Linked DNA regions of Mus musculus: region 2 is linked to region 1. The links are chromatin loops, found by intact Hi-C in ENCODE. Cell type or tissue: gastrocnemius. All regions are shown on one strand.

What was found. Peaks named below come from ENCODE experiments on the same cell type or tissue, not always from the same donor. Only the 100,000 strongest peaks of a DNase experiment are listed, where the experiment ranks them.
Region 2: it touches region 1 in a loop (1.8-fold over the local background); 3 of 42 quality-filtered maps call a loop at or near these places.

Annotation. Positions count from the first base shown.
Region 1 is chr1:134,201,072-134,209,071 of GRCm38, forward strand. It overlaps Mybph (myosin binding protein H), which reads left to right. Exons shown (of 11, transcript NM_016749.2): 11 at 1-161. Adora1 (adenosine A1 receptor) reads right to left here. Exons shown (of 2, transcript NM_001008533.3): 2 at 1-2,519. The coding sequence ends at 1,880. Among named protein-coding and RNA genes, the nearest start is that of Mybph, 12 kb to the left of the region's middle. In gastrocnemius, a CTCF peak has its summit at 1,181 (motif pointing left); DNase peaks (open chromatin) are centred at 1,163 and 4,405; H3K27ac peaks cover 1,192 bases.
Region 2 is chr1:134,294,978-134,302,977 of GRCm38, forward strand. Ppfia4 (protein tyrosine phosphatase, receptor type, f polypeptide (PTPRF), interacting protein (liprin), alpha 4) reads right to left here. Exons shown (of 29, transcript NM_001374777.1): 27 at 5,493-5,561; 28 at 4,314-4,491; 29 at 1,806-3,851. The coding sequence ends at 3,802. Gm32267 (a long non-coding RNA gene) reads left to right here and starts at 4,457. Exons shown (of 3, transcript XR_387416.3): 1 at 4,457-5,235; 2 at 6,466-6,577. In gastrocnemius, no CTCF peak of the experiment used is centred here; DNase peaks (open chromatin) are centred at 2,503, 3,954 and 4,213; H3K4me3 peaks cover 2,520 bases; H3K27ac peaks cover 5,666 bases.

The DNA.
Region 1 (8,000 bases):
GGCCCCCTCCATCAGACGCTGGGTCCAGACCCAGGATCAGGCCTGGCAGGCCCCAGGCCATACCTTCTGGGTTCAAGAGGGCCCAGAAGGGGCAGAGACTGGCACCCTCTTCAGAGTTGTACACTGTATGAGAAGTATTCAAATAAAGGTGTGTGGTGTTATAGCATGGGGTTTCTGTGGCAATGAGTGTCATGACGGATGGAACAATACTATGTTACTATGAAGGGGAGACACTATCAAGATTAGAAAAGTGCCAGCAGGAAGGGTCTCACATGACACGGGGCATTTTTTTTTCTTTTTTTTTCTTTCTTTCTTTTTTAGACATGTGAGTGTTCTGGATCTTGCTTTCTGATTCACAATGTGCTACCCTAAATGTGTAACTATAGCAACAGACACACCATCTCTGGGACTTTCCATCTGCCTCCACAGCCCTCTCCCAGCTTCCCCTCCACCCCCACCATTACATCTTCTCCGCTGAGGTGGTTTGGTTGCCCTCTGGCAGTGCTGGGGTGCCAGCACCCCACTCCCCACAGGGCTTCACAATCTTTTATTAGACATAGGGTCCTCCTTGAGAGCCAGGGACACCTTACCTCCAACTGAAGGAAGAGCCTGGAATCAAGACTTGGAGTCAATATTCACACCCAAGGAGGGGAGAACCTGACACCCTCCCCTGCCTGCTGTCCATACAAGGAAGACATCCAGGCTCAGCAGAACATGGATTGGTCCCACCTGAGACCTCCACAAAAGCCTACACTCTATTTGCAACACAGCTCCTGAGCTAAAGCCACCTCCAGGAGCCTTTTGGATATTTAAATGCCAGCAAGGCACTTTCTCACACTGAAGACAGCAGTCTCCTTTGGTCTGGTCTGGTCTGGTCTGGTCTGGTCTGGTCTGGTCTTTCACACTTCTGGGCACACCAGAGGTGCCCAGGAGCACCTGGGATCTTCTTAGATGCTTTCCTCTCCCTCCTCCCCCCCTCAGGCAGCATGCTCCCAAGGGTTGTACTTCCTGGGGAAGCTCTTCTCCTGGGGCTTGGAAGCAGAGATGGTGTCCCTCAGGAGAGTCCAGGCCTGCTCTGAGAGTTGGTGAAGCTTGGTGGCCCAGACAGAAAATTGCATTGGAGACTCCCAGGAAGTTCAGGGCAAGAAGGGCTCAGTGCTGCTCCCTGCTGGCTATGTGAGGCCAGCACCTTCTGCACTATTTTTATTCCCAAGGACTTTATGGCCCACTGGGAGTCCCAGGCTGTGAATAGAGCAAATGTGAGAGACAATCCCTGGACCCATTCTTTCTGTGTCTCCCAAGTATAACCCTGGGCTTCTCGGGGTCAGGAGAGCACCCGCGTGGCCAAGAACACAATCCTTGGAGGAGGGGCCGAGGTCTCCTTCCCTGTGTTTTACTATCTTCTCCTAGAGAACAGGAGAGACAGCGAAGCGGCGGCATATCCATTTCTCTCTATTCATCCACCTCTAAGGGACTGTCTTCCTCACTTTGAAGTTGGTCCCTTGGGCCACCAACACCTAATAGTAGGCTCCCCTGTCTGACTGAAGGAGCCAGAATATTCTAACCCCAGCTCTCTGAACTGCTCAGAGAACAGCCAGGAATGATGCACACAAGACTCTCCTCTCACCTGAGGGCACCCAATTCCCTGCTATGGCCTGCCCCAACTCCAAACCTCCTCCAGGTCCCCAAGGTACAGGGCAGCCAGCTCCTTACAGAAGGGGCCCTGTTCCATGGCATCTCTTCAGAGCCTCCCTGGTGTCCACAGCCCACAGCCCAGCTGGGAAGGCTGAGGAGGAACAGTGGGACAGGGGGGAACAGGGAGGACATGGGGGTTGAACAGAGAGCCACTGGGTGTGGGCTAGATGGAGCAAGGCAGAGCCTAGTCATCAGCTTTCTCCTCTGGGATATCTTCCTCAATGGGGGGCTTGGGCTGGCATCGGAAGTGGTCGTTCCAAATCTTCAGAAAGGTGACCCGGAACTTGTGGATTCGGAAGGCATAGACGATGGGGTTCATGGCCGAGTTGCCGTGTGTGAGGAAGATGGCAATGTAGATGAGGATGCTGGGTTTCTGGCAGGTGGGGCAGAAGAGGGTGATGCAGTTCAAGATGTGTAGCGGTAGCCAGCTGAGGGCAAAGAGGAAGAGGATGAGGGCCAGCGACTTGGCGATCTTGAGCTCCTTCCCGTAGTACTTCTGGGGGTCACCAGAGGAGGCTGACACCTTTTTGTTGAGCTGCTTGCGGATCAGGTAGAAGACCTCCAGGTAGATAAGAACCATGAGGAGCAATGGCGGCAGCACCCAGACGAAGAAGTTGAAGTAGACCATGTACTCCATGCTGATAACCTTCTCGAACTCACACTTGATCACGGGCTCCCCAACACTGCCGTTGGCTATCCAGGCTTGTTCCACCTCACTCAGGTTGTTCCAGCCAAACATGGGTGTCAGGCCTACCACAAGGGAGAGAATCCAGCAGCCGGCTATGGCCACTGCTGCCCGCCGCTGAGTCACCACTGTCTTGTACCTGTAGGGAAAAAGGACAAGGTATGAGAAGTGACCCCCATGATTGTATGTGGGCTCCTCCTTTGGGGCTCACCTGCCACTAGGGGTGAGGCTTCTACACGTCTAAGGTCTAGAGTGAGTGTCTTTAGCCCAGGGACCTAGTCTTTAGGATCTAAGATTAGTCCAGAGTTTGTACAATTTAGCCTCGTTTCTCCTCCAGCAGAGAGAGGAATTCCAATAAATATAATGGGAGCCAGATAATGGTGGCACACACATTTGGTCTGTTTCTTTGGGAAACAGAAGCAGGCACATCTATGTGAGTTCAAGGCCAGCCCAGTCTACAGAGTGAGTTCCAGGACAGCCAGAGCTACACAGAGAAACATGTCTTAGAAACCAAAACAAAACAAAAAAGAAAAAACAATAAAATAACAGAAACTAGTAGCAAGAGTCTTAAGCAAATGGCCCAAGTACAGCTCATTGACTGTCCTCACATTGACCTTCCTGGTTTCTCACCGCTGGACTATAACAGTGCTAGGGTGGCAATATAAGGACAGCCAACTAGACAGAGGTTGAAAACAGTTCTGAAAGCCTTTCCAAGGCCCCACAGAAGCTAACAGCACTGTCCCGGGCTTCCTAACGTGTCCCCATTCTCCCGAAGAGCCAGGTGGCGAAAAAGCAAGAGTCCCCAGAAGCCTTTCGACACCAGGCCCTGTTCTGTTTCCGCTATGAGCATCTCATCTCCTGCTTCCCGGCTTCCCATCACCCTCAAGCAGTCGCACAGGTTGGCGTCAAGGACCAGCTCAGCAATGCTCGCCTAATTGGGATGATTCTCAGGGAAGAAAGCCTGGTGTTTGCCGAGCATCTGCTAGCACTTCATACTTCCTCCCATCCGCGCATTGGCACACTTGCGTGGATGCTGTTCTCAACAGACATTCTGGATGCGCGGGGCACTGTTCTCAGTGCTGGGAACAAAATAAAAATTCCTGCCTCTACATAGCTCATACTTGTCTATCTTTTTAAAAGTATGGTTTATTTATGTTTGTTTTATATACATTGGTTTTTGCTTGCATGTATGTCTGTGTGAGGGTGTTATATCCAATGGGACAAAAGCTATAGACAACCATGAGCTGCTATGTGGGTGCTGAGAATTGAACCTGGGTCCTCTGGAAGAGCAGCCAGTGCTCTAACCACTGAGCCACCTCTCCAGTCCCTATTTATCATTTTTTTATTTGTAAAGGTTTACTATTTTATTTTTATGATTTTGAATGTTTCCTCTGCATGTATGTGAACTCTGTGTGTGCCTGGTAATCATGGAGCAGGAAGGGAAGAGGACATCTGACTCTCTGGAAATAGAGTTATAGATGTTGTCAGCTGAGGTATATAGTGATGGGAACTGAGCCTAGGGCTAATAGCTGAGCCATCTCTTCAGCCCCTGCTCAAAAAATTTTAATTTTTAAAATTACATTCAGTGTGTGTGTGTGTGTAGAGGTTAGAAAACAATTTAGGAGAATCAGTTGTCTCCTTTCACCATATGGGTCCCAGGGATCTTTGTCAGGCCTGGCAGATAGTGCTTTTCTTTACCCACTCAGTTGTCTTGCCAGCCTTACGTAGCTCATATTTGGGGTGAATCGATGACAGCACAAGAACAAGGAGACAGGTAGAGTTCTTACCCTTCTCCAGGTCTGCAGGCACAGAAGACACACACATTTGAAATGACTCATGTGAGACAAGACTGCCTATCAGCCAGAGGTGACAGCCTCTCTTGTCACCGAGGGTTGAGGGTTTTAATAATATCCCCGGGGGCTTCCCACTTCCCCTAAAATCACACTACCCAGCAGCCAGCCACAGTGTCCTCTGCCGGCACTCTGGCACTCTGGAGAGAGTGCCAAAGGCTGCCCAGCTCTGTGCCAAGGAGCTGCAGAGTGGCTGCAGCTTGCCCAATTGTTATTTTCCAATGCAGCTCCTGAGAGGGCTGGGGTGGCCTCCAGAGCACTGGGTGTGAAGGGAGGGCTCCAACTATTTTCTTCTGTCCTGTGCCATTAGAATCTGTGGCTTTCTGTTTCTGGACCCATAGGGACCCACTGGTATCCACCTGCTCCTGCAGGCTACAGAGACGAGGGCATCACTGGGGGAAGCAGACGGTCCTCTGAAAGGCCAGCAAGCAATGGCCTTTGGAACCCCTTATCTAATCCCTCCATTCCAACCAAGAAAGTGAGGACTGACTGCAGCTGACTCTAACGCCTTTAAAGTCCTGACCGCTCCCACCTCTGTGATAGATAACAGGATTCTTGTGTTCCCAGACTATCGGGAAGCCATAAAGCTAGCTCAGTCTCTGGTGCCTCACTCTGCCAACACAGTGAAACTGTTCTCCTCCCTCATTTCTGCAGCAGAACATCCAGGTCGCTGTTATCTTTTTTTTTTTTTTTTCAGTCAGAAGACCTGAATGTAGGCACTGAGTCTGCTGCTTGCTAACTCAAATCCATCCTGCTTCAGAGTGTAGCGATGATATAAGAATAAGATAACATGTGTTCAAATACCCCAAAAACACCCTCTTAATACTCCCTAGCCTGGGCTTTTACCCCACCAAGCTCCTAGGCAAACGTACCTGCAACATCCCAGCACTCCCAGGAGCTCAGCAAACACAGCCCTAGTACTATCTAAACAGCTCACACAGATCTGACTCATGCGGATCTTCAAGTGCCTCCCCCATCCCCCATAGCGCCTTCTAGACACGAGGAAGCAAGTTCAGGGCAAGAATGTATAGGGAAAGAACACAGAAAGGCAGACCACCTTACGGGGTACAATTCTGACCCTCATCTGGTGAAAGGTGGTTAGACAAGGTAGGCCTCTCCCAAAGCAGAGGGGCTGCAGACATAGGGAGGGTGGGGTCAAGGTTTCTGCTTCCCATTACTGCATCCAAATCTTTCCCTTAGATCTTTTTTTTATAGTCGGAAAAGCCATTCTGCAGCCATGTCTCGGGGGAATGCCATGACCACACTGTGTGGGCGTGTAGCACGTAACAGAATGACAGTAATATGGACTGGCATGTCTACTTGCCCAGGTCTTCTACTTTCAAGCCCAGACCCCCTTCAGGACGCAGGTTAACTGGGTCATTTAGACTCAGATGGTAGCAGATTCAGAATAACCTCTGTTTTAACACGGGAAAAAACTGGATTGGCCCAAGAAGGGCACCCCCTAAAACTGGAGGGAGAACCAGGTGACCTTAAGTTCTGAGAGCGGGGTCCATCCCAAGACCTACATATGGACACAGATGACAGGAGAAATGGACACTAACAGCATCCCATATGGAAGAGAGGACCGCCCAGAAGGGGCCCCTCCCCCTCCACCCCTTACCCCTCTTGCCTGCCCAAAGCCCCTGGGGTTAAAGCTTTCCTGGGGCTCCTCCAGCACCGGGTCCCGGCCGACCCTACAGCACAGGGTATCAGCTCCCATCTGTTTTTCTTGCTATTTTCTCCATGGTGGGAAAAACTAGACCCAGGGGCAGGCTCTCTGGGGCCAGGGGAGACACTCACCTCTCCTCTGCCTGGGAACAGGAAGATGATGCATGGGGTGGGGGTGGGGGCAGGGAAGGTGCCTACCATGCTTGGGGAAGTCTCTCGTGAGTCCAGACATAAGTTCTCATCACCCCCAGGGGCTGTGTGTGGGGTACTCAGTCTCAGACAGCAGGGATGTGGGAAAAAAAGTAGGGAAACGGCCCCTTAAAGGTTTAAGCGTGGCGTGGTGGCCGTGTGACATTTACCTATGACCCCAGCACTTGCGGGAGAAGCAGAAGGATCAGAGGCTCAGGGTCGTTCTCAGCTGCATAGGAAGCATGAGCGAGCCTGGGCTACATGAGACCCTGTCTCGAAAAGAAAATTTTAAAATAAGATTTAACGAAAGGCTTTGAGCTGGGCGTAGTAACGCGCACCTGTACGTCTGACCCTTGGAAGTAGAGGCAGAAAGATCATGAGTTCATGGCCAGCCTGGGCTAGGCAGTGAGGTCCTGCTTTACTCCCTAACATAACTCATATGATGGTTTCCTCCTCCCACCATGTGGCTTCTGAGAATCAAATTCAGATCACTGGGCTTCGCAGCAAGAGCCATCCCTCCTTACTGAGTCACTCACGAGTACTCAGCACGGCATCTTTAAACGTCAAGACACTGCTAACACCAGAACATGTGTTAGTGGTCTTTTCCTCATCAACGGCTGTGATGTGAAAGTACTGGATACTGGGAGCAATAAGGCGTCAGCACCCCTGAGATGGAGAGGGTGGACCCAGGAGAGAAGTGGAAGGCTGCTGCTGACCTACCACTTCGAGGCAGAGAGGTTCATACATCTATGTCTGTCTTAGTTAGGGTTTTACTGCTGTCAACAGACACCATGACCAAGGCAACTCTTATCAGGACAACATTCAACTGGGGCTGGCTTACAGGTTCAGAGGTTCAGCCTGTTATCATTATGGGAGGAAGCATGGCTGTGTCCAGGCAGGAATGGCACTGGAGGAGCTGAAAGTTCCACCTCTTGTTTCAAAGGCAGCCAGGAAAAGACTGACTTCCAGGAAGCTACGAGGAAAGACCACCCCCACAGTGACACACTTCCTCCAACAAGGCCACACCTACTCCAATAAGGACACACCTCCTACCAGTGCCACGCCCTGGGCCAAGCATCTTCAAACCACCACAATGTCCAAATAGGACAGAGGAGAGGAAGCCATGCTCCTTGCCTGGACATTCCTCAGAGCTGCCACATGAGAGGAAGCTAAGGGAGGAGTACCCAGAAATAACAGGTAGCTGGTGGATAATTACTGACCATTGCTCCTGGGAGCTAACCTCCCTGCTGTAATCTAAGTGCTGGACAGCTTTGCTGACAGGATTCCACTGCTCTCTGCTGGACCCTAAATACTACTATTATCCCCCTGAGTACTGTTATTGATAAATATAGTGACAGACTCACTGACATCAGGACACATGCCTGAGGCCTCCCAGCCTGGAATTGGCAGAGATGAAATGTATAAGTCTGAGATGTCTCTACAGCTAAACCCTGTACTACATCAACTGGGACGCTCAGGGAGACAAAGGCTGAATAGGGTTTGTAGCAGGGAGCCCAGGAGACCAGAAAGGAACGCTGAGAGTTGAGGCTAGGCAGATAGAGCCCTTGACAAAGACGGAGACCTGAGCCGAGAGCTAAATGACCACCAGCAAGTTATCCAGGCAAAGTTCCAGGCCAGTGCCTCCCGGGCAGAAGGTCCTGTGAGCAGGAACAGAAAGAGTGCTGCATGGGTGAGCCACAAGAGAGGAGGAACTGGCTAGCTCAGCAGAGATCTGGGCAGGGACTGTCACCTAAGGTCATAATAACGGTTTATTCTAAGTGCAGGGGAGCCTCTTTCTGCAAAGGAGTGATGTAACCCATTCTGGTTTTAAAAGATGAGACACAGAGCCGGGTGAAAGTGTGCAGTGGCAGGGACCATGGAACAGCAAGGAGACCGCCACGGCTAGTTCATGC
Region 2 (8,000 bases), 94 kb after region 1:
AAAGGCAAGGAAAAGAGTCATTGAGTGGCCTTCTACAAAGGACATTGGTGAACACAACATTTCTGAGTTATGTAAACTGGTGGCAAGAGGGGACCTGGGATCCAAGCCATGAATAATTTTTTAAATTAATTATTTGTGTGTGTATGTTTTTTTTATTATTCACTTTACATCCCGCTCCCTCCCAGTAACCACCTCCCACAACACTTTACCCACCTCCACTCTCCTCCCCCTCCAAGCTCCCCTGTGTATCCCCCCAACCACGGTACTTCAAGTCTCTGGGAGCATGAATAGCTTCTTAAAGCTGCCCAGGGGAGGGGCTGGACCCTGAACTAAAGTAATGGAGACCTATGGTGGTGGTTTAAATAAGAATGGCTCCCAGTGGCTCACATATCTGAATGCTTGGTGTCTTAGGGTTTCTATTCCTGCACAAACATCATGACCAAGAAGCAAGTTGGGGAAGAAAGGGTTTATTCAGCTTACACTTCCATACTGCTGTTCATCGCCAAAGGAAGTCAGGACTGGAACTCAAGCAGGCCAGGAAGCAGGAGCTGATGCAGAGGCCATGGAGGGATGTTCTTTACTGGCTTGCCTCCCCTGGCTTGTTCAGCCTGCTCTCTTATAGAACCAAGACTACCAGCCCAGAGATGGTCCCATCCACAAGGGGCCTTTCCCCCTTGATCACTAATTAAGAAAATGCCCCACAGCTGGATCTCATAGAGGCATCTCCCCCAACCAAGTTCCTTTCTCTATGATAACCCCAGCCTGTGTCGAGTTGAAACACAAAATCAGCCAGTACATTTGGTCTCCGGTGGGTGGAACTGTTTGGGAAGGATTAGGAGGTGTGATCTTGTTGGAGGAAGTGTCAGTGGTTGGGCTTTCAGGTTTCAAAAGCTCACGCCATCCTAGTTAGCTCTCGCTGCCTCTTGGTTGTTGTCTCAACAAGTAAGTAACCCTCAGCTAGTTCTCCTGCCCGCTTGCCTGCCTGTCCTGCTCCCCACCATAATGGTCATGGACTTTAACCCTCTGAAACTGTAAGCAAGTACTCAAGTAAATGATTTTTTTTTTAAAATAAGTCGCCTTGGCCATGGTATCTTAACTAAGACAGCTACTGAAATGCTGAGATATACAGAGGAAGCTGGGCGGCAGTGGCAGCAGGCTCAGCGTGAAAGGGTCCAAATAGAGTAAGCCTGGACAGATGAGAAAGAAAACCGACCAAGCCTAACAGCAGCTTTCTCACACCCTCACCCCAGACTATAAGCCCTTAGCACAAGCCACCCAAACACTAACTTTCCCATCATGCCTGTGAGTATGTAATAAACAGAAGGGTATTGCCTACATGTTTCAAACCCGATATTTCCTTCTCAGAACATAGCAGTGCCAAGGGTCATGAAGTAAAGTTGGACACAGCAAATGAACTTAGTGTGAAAGAAAGAAAGAAAGAAAGAAAGAAAGAAAGAGAGAGAGAGAGAGAGAGAGAGAGAGAGAGAGAGAGAGGAAGGAAGGAAGGAAGGAAGGAAGGAAGGAAGGAAGGAAGGAAGGAAGGAAGGAAGGAAGGAAGGAAGGAAGAAGCAGGGTTGGGGGCTGAGTCAGAACACTGACTGCTCTTCCAGAGGTCCTGAGTTCAAACCCCAGCAACCACATGGTGGCCCACAACCATCCGTAATGAGATCGGATGCCATCTTCTGGAGTGTCTGAAGACAATGACAATGTACTAATAACATACATAAAATAAATGAAATCTTTTTTAAAAAATTTAAGAAGGAAGGAAGGAAGGAAGGAAGGAAGGAAGAAACTGACACCATTTGTACATTGTCTTAAAACCAGGATGTTTATTGGTACGTACACACCCGCTCACGCCCACACACACTCACACACTCACTCACACACTCACTCCTGAAAGCACTGAGCCAATACAGTACTGAGAAGGGACCTGGTTTGACACAGGAGGCTGGCAGGGAGAGCTTGGGTCACTGGTGGACTCTCCAGAGAAAACAGATATTGACAGTGAGGCAGGGCCACACCATGACAGCAGCCTTTCCTCACTGCACGTAGAGCCCCCTATTTTGTCCTCCCTACTGACCCTGAATGCACCTGGCTCCCCAAGTGCTACCTAGGACACTGCAAACTATGACAGGGTCACATGGGAGAGGAGGGGCAGGGCTGACTCTCCCACAAAGCTAGCCCCAGAGTCCCTAGAAGGAGTCAGATTGTAGGGCTCCTTCCATCTTAGGACTGGCCCTTCTCTATAACTCCACTATTCAGGACCAAGGGTTCTCTCGCTCTAACTAGTTCATGTTCTACTCAGCTGCTTCTCTCTCCATTCCCAGAGGCCTGTCTGGTAGGGAGACAGAAACAGCGGGCTTGAGGACGGGTAGTTGCCTGCCCCAGCCCATGTTAGCTCATTCGATCAGCCCATTAGCCAAACTTCCCTCTGCTGAGCACAAGGCTCGGCATCCTTTTCAGACAGGGAGTTCTGGCTCATTTCTCCACCTGTTAGCTTGGCGCCTGTTCAGAATCCCAGTGATGAAATGGCAAAGCAGCTACTCCAGTCACCTCCAGGATGGCACTGTACTGCCGGTCACAAGCACAGCCCAGGCACTTTCCCGTCCTCTTCCATTTCGGGTTCTATCACCCACCCTGATACTAGGCCCTGAGCTTTCCCAAGGTTAAGGAATTGGTCCAGAAGAGAGGGGCAATTGATATTTCTCATAAATCTGCCCTGTCCCCACCGTGCTGCCAGAAAAAGCAATTAAAATAATGGAGACAAGAGAGGGGATCAAGATTTTCTTGAGCAGTTAGCCCCTTACCCCCAAAAGAACCCTAAAGGAGGGCTGGAGGGTATAGGGACACACAAGGGAGCCTGCCTCAGTCCACTTTAGATTTCTTAGACCTGGGACATGAGTCACTAAAGGGGAAGCCTCCCCATTCCCGCACCCCCACTTCAGGGCAGAGTTAACCGTTCACAATCTGATCCAGTAGCAGCACCATTTGGGGCTGGGGCTGGAGGCATCCCCACTGCCCTCTGGGGGGAAGCACAAAAGGCCATCAGGCCATCTCTCTAGGCAAGGGGCTGAAGAGTTCCCCTTGCCCTCACCCTGGGCCCAAAGCTCTGGGGTCCATTCCTCCCACACATTTGGGGTTCTGTGTCAGCTTGGGCACAGAGTTTCTACCTTAGTCTTCCTCAGCTCCACTCCTGGCTTTGTCCTGGAAGAGGGTTCGGGGTATTCTACACCCCTCGTCACCCCACAAGCAAGACTTGCAGGCAAGAGCTACAGACACTGGAGATTGGGGTTTGGGGAGGAGGGAGTGATACTGAGAGAGGAGGTGGCAAAACCACTCAGACCATCGGGTACGGCCAGAGTGGAGGGGTCCAGAAGGCCAATTAGTCCAAGCAGGACAGAGTCCGAAATGGCCTTTTATTGGAAGGGTCATCTCAGTCTTTGGTCCGGGATCCTGGGCCTGATGAGCCCATAGTCCAGACCAAAACAGATCCGGAAGAGGGAAGGTGGCCACAGGTGCTGTCCTTCCCTCCCTCCTACAGAATCTCAAACACCTACAACCTGGGTGCCCGACAGACACTCACGGGAGACCTTGGTCACATCCTCCAGAGACTTACAAAGGGGGAACGAAGTAGGACTCGGATAGTGGGATGATGAAGGAGTGGATGAGCATATTCTGAGATCCCGGGCAACTGGAAAATCACAGAGGAGAGACTGGGAGCCAAGGGAGAAAGGGAACGAGCAGGAAGGGTCAGGGCCGGCTGAGCCTGTGAAACCAGGACACCCGCCCTGGGGGCCGTGGCTAGTCCCGGAAGGCGGAGAGCATGTGTCCGTAGAGATAGTGGGAGTGAGCTATGAGAGAAGAGAGAGACAGGCTCTGTGAGTGGAGGTGGTTCCCGGGGTGGGCAGCAGGTAGGTGCGGCATGCAGCCAAGCACGAAGCGAAGCGGGAAGGGCAAGCCGGGCGATGCTGCAGCGAGGGAGCGGCGGCAGGGCGGTCCGGAGCGGCGGCAGGACGGGGCGAGCACAGCCACAGCCTGGCCCACTTACCCCGAGCCGGGGGCGCACCCCCGTCAGACCCGGGGCGGGAGGGTGGGGGGGGTCAGCAGGAGTAGGTCCGGACCGTAGAGGGCTCCAGTCTCTGCGCCCCCGCCGTCCCGGCTGGCAGGAGTCGGCAGCGGCGGGAGAACACACAGAGCGCGGGTTAGTGCGCGCCCCACCGCAGCGTTAGTGCAGCTCAGCCTCGGCCTCGCCCCTCTCCAGCCCGCTCGGCTCCAGGGTGCGGGGAGGAACCCATTACCAGCATGGCACTCACCTTCCGGCATGATCTTCTTAGGCGGGGCAGGTGGAGGCTGCAGCGGACCCAGCGTGGACACACGGAAGCCCGCCGGGAGGGTCTCCGCTGAGGTGCCCAACATGCCACCGCTATGGTGATCCCGAGGCCGGAAGCGTTTCCTCCAGGAGGGTGCTCGGCGGAACACCTTCTCTTCTCCCTGCACCAAGGGGCATATTGGAGTTGCCAGCCCAGTCCCTAAAGCTCTAAGGGGTACTACTTCTGAACTCCCCCTCTCTAGACCTTAGTGGTTTTGCGTGTAGGATAGATGGAGGCTGAAGATGATTTCAAGGGATCTCAAAGATCCAGCAGGAGGTTCCTCTCTCCTATCAGGTCTGGGCCAGCAGTGAACTCCATTGCTCTACCCACCCCAACCTCCCCAAACTGAGCTCAGACAGCCCACTGCTTTCCTAACATGTTTTTCTTTCCAGACTCTCTCCGGAAAGTCATGGGTCAGCCCCAGCACTGCTCTCCTGTCCTGCTGGGTCCTCAATATAAAATACTACCCAGGTTGCTAGAAAAGCAGTACCTGGGATGAAGACTTCTGGGATGCCCTTCTTGGTTCCTGCCACATTACTAGCAACATGACAGCTCCGGGCTTCAGTTTTCTTATCTTCAAAGTGTAAATTCCAACATCTGTCTAACCTATTTATTTCTCACGCTGCCTATCCCAGTGAGACCAGAACATACGGACAATGATAAGTCAGGTGGCCAGAGACAGGCTTCTCCAGAGGATACAGAGAGCAACCCTCACTATCTGCTCCCCATCAATGCCAACCTCCAAAATCACCTCTGCAGTGGGCTCCCAGAGCCTGAATCCCACAGGCTGCCCAACACTCCCCAGAGCCGCAGCTCACTGTCTTCCAGCCTGTGTTTTCAGAACTGCACAGGCCCCACGACACAGGTAGAGTGAGCAGGAACACGGCCACTGACCCCTGTTCTTGTCTCAATGACTCCTATCTCAGTCCCTCAGACTTCTCCACAGCAGACCACTTCTACCCAACCACAGACCTCCTCCTCCTCACAGCTTCCATTCTCTGGCTCTTCTGGCTCTCCTCCATTAGGCCAGCCACCACTCAGCCCTGGGGCAGGAGCTCTCATGACCCTCTAATCAAACAGCCAACAACAGCCAAGGCTCTGAATTCATATCCAGGTACTCACGTCATCCAATTTCCTGTCTGTGCCCAAGGCCAACAGGTTATTGAACTCTCTCTCCATCACTTGGCGGGCCTGAAACCCATAGGGTGAGAGGGAGAGAGAGGAGCTCTAGTTAACGATGCTATCTTACTCTTTTAAAATTTACATTAATTCAGTTTTTATATTATCACACATTATTCAGTGTGTATGTGTCTTTGCAAGCATATCTGCAACTATGCACTTCCTAGGTTGGAGAACAATCACAAAAGTTGCTTCTCTCTTTATGTAGGTCTCAGGGATGAAACTTAAGTCATCAGGCTTGGTGGCAAGTGCTTTAACTTGTTAAGCCAGCTTACCAGCCTCATCTTTTTCTTTTCTTTTCTATTTTACATGGGGTTTGGGGGAGGTACGTACACCACAGTAAATGCATGGGATCAGAGAATAACACACAAGAATTGGTGCTCTCCTACCATGTGGATTCTGGGGACTGAACTCACATTGTGATTGTGGCAAGCACCTTAATCACTGAGCCACCTCAGCATCCTCCTCATGGCATCTTTCAGCTGTTTCCCAGTGTCTAAGGGCAGAGACAGGGCAGGGGTCTAGTGTACTTAACCACTGGAAAGCTCACACATCTTCCCAAGGCTCCTGCTTCCAGCAAATCACTAAGAGTGCCCTACTAAAAGCCAAACTGCTAACCTTGGCATTCCTTCATAGAGGGCAAATTGGAGGGAAATATATTTTTAAAAATTGATCATGGAGCACACGAAGAGACAGGCTTTAGGTATTGGGAGGGGGGAACTATTTTCACTAACTGGACTCGGGGAGTTATCAATAACAAGAAAGAAAGAGGACTGGAACATGGGAGGGAGGCACTTGTGGAAACTGGAAAGAGGCTAAAGTAGACAAAAATGTTCAAAATAAATTATACAAATATATGCAAATATATGAGCAGATAAAAATTATTATTTTAAAAGCCTACATTTTGTCTCTAAAGGAGAAGTCATGGCTTGCTACCCTTTGGTGGGGGCAGAAGCAAGAGAGGCAAGCATGCACAGCACAGGAAACAAGCCTTCCTAGGAGGAAGGAAACCAACCTATCTCTGTCAGGTGGGTCAATTACAAACTTGAACTAAAAGAAGCCCAGTGGAGGATAGCGGGAGCCCTGAGCTGAGAGGCATGCACACATTTTTCTAGACTCCTTAAAATTACTGATTAGGGAAACTTCCAGAGTGGGTAGAGAGGTGGCTCAGCGGTTAAGGGTACTTGCTGCTCTCGCAGAGGGCCTGGGTTCAGTTCCTATCACCTAAAGCAGTCGGCTGACAACGGCCTATAACTCTAGTTCCAGGGAACCAGAAGCCTTCTCCTGGCCTCTGCAACACCAGCATACATATGATACACCTACATACATACATGCAGGCACCCACACATACACACACATATGCATATACACACATAAAATACAAAAGAAAGCAAGAAAAAAATAGAGGTCTTCAAAACTTTCTGTCACCAGATATTCTCAAGGTTGTTCATGGAGGCTTCCATACTGGGTCAGCTGGGTGATGGAGGCGCACACCTCTAATCCCAGGACCCCAGGAGGCAGAGGCAGGTGGATCTCTGAGTTTGAGGCCAACCTGGTCTACAGAGTGAGTTCCAGGACGGCCAGAGCTACATAGAGAAACCCTGTCTCAAAAAACAAAGAAGAAGAAGAAAAAGAGGAGGAAGAGGAGGAGAGATGAGGAAGGAAAGAAAAGAAAGAAGAAATATGCATTCTGATTTAGGAAGCAAAGAAAGAGAAAGTCCACTCCTGGGGGAAAATATCAACCACAGAGTTCTACAGGAATAGTGTTTGTCAGAAATGGCAATGTTATGTCTTACAAATGATCTAAAAAAAATATTTCAAATATCTTCTGAATAGTGAGGGTTAAATAGTTAGATCTCAACTGCAGAAGCCCTTCTGAGGGCGCTGGCGGGCAGGAAACCTGCAAATGGAGTTAGAGGTAGGCAAGTATAGGGAAATTGCATTTGGAAAAAATCCAAACTTTTACTGGAAAAGAAAGGTTCCAAGCTATGCGTTCTGACTGGTCAATAGGGGTCACAGCAAACAGTCTGCAAACACATTGGCCCTGTGGGCTGCCACTGTCCCCGAAGGCCAACACACCATCCAGAACCAAGAGACAACACAGCCCCACCCTCCCTCAAGCCAAAAAGTGTCTGCTCCCAGAATAGCCAGCACAGCTAGTGGCTGGGTTTCAAAAGCGATCTGACAGCTGCAAACAGTTCAGACAAGGGCAGCTAAAATGATCAGGGGCAGCAGCGAGACTGCACTAGGGAAGGCTAAAGGAATTAAGACCGGTCTGTCTGGAGAGACAAAGGCTTGGGCCCAGAGCAATATAATCAGAGTTTATGAAATTCACAGTTCTTACAAAAGGAGAAGCTGGTCAAATACAGAAAACCTCATCAACCGGAACTGTAGGGAAGAGGCGGGCCTTTCCCCAGGGGGAGCCTGCCAGAGGCATATTTAGGACAACTA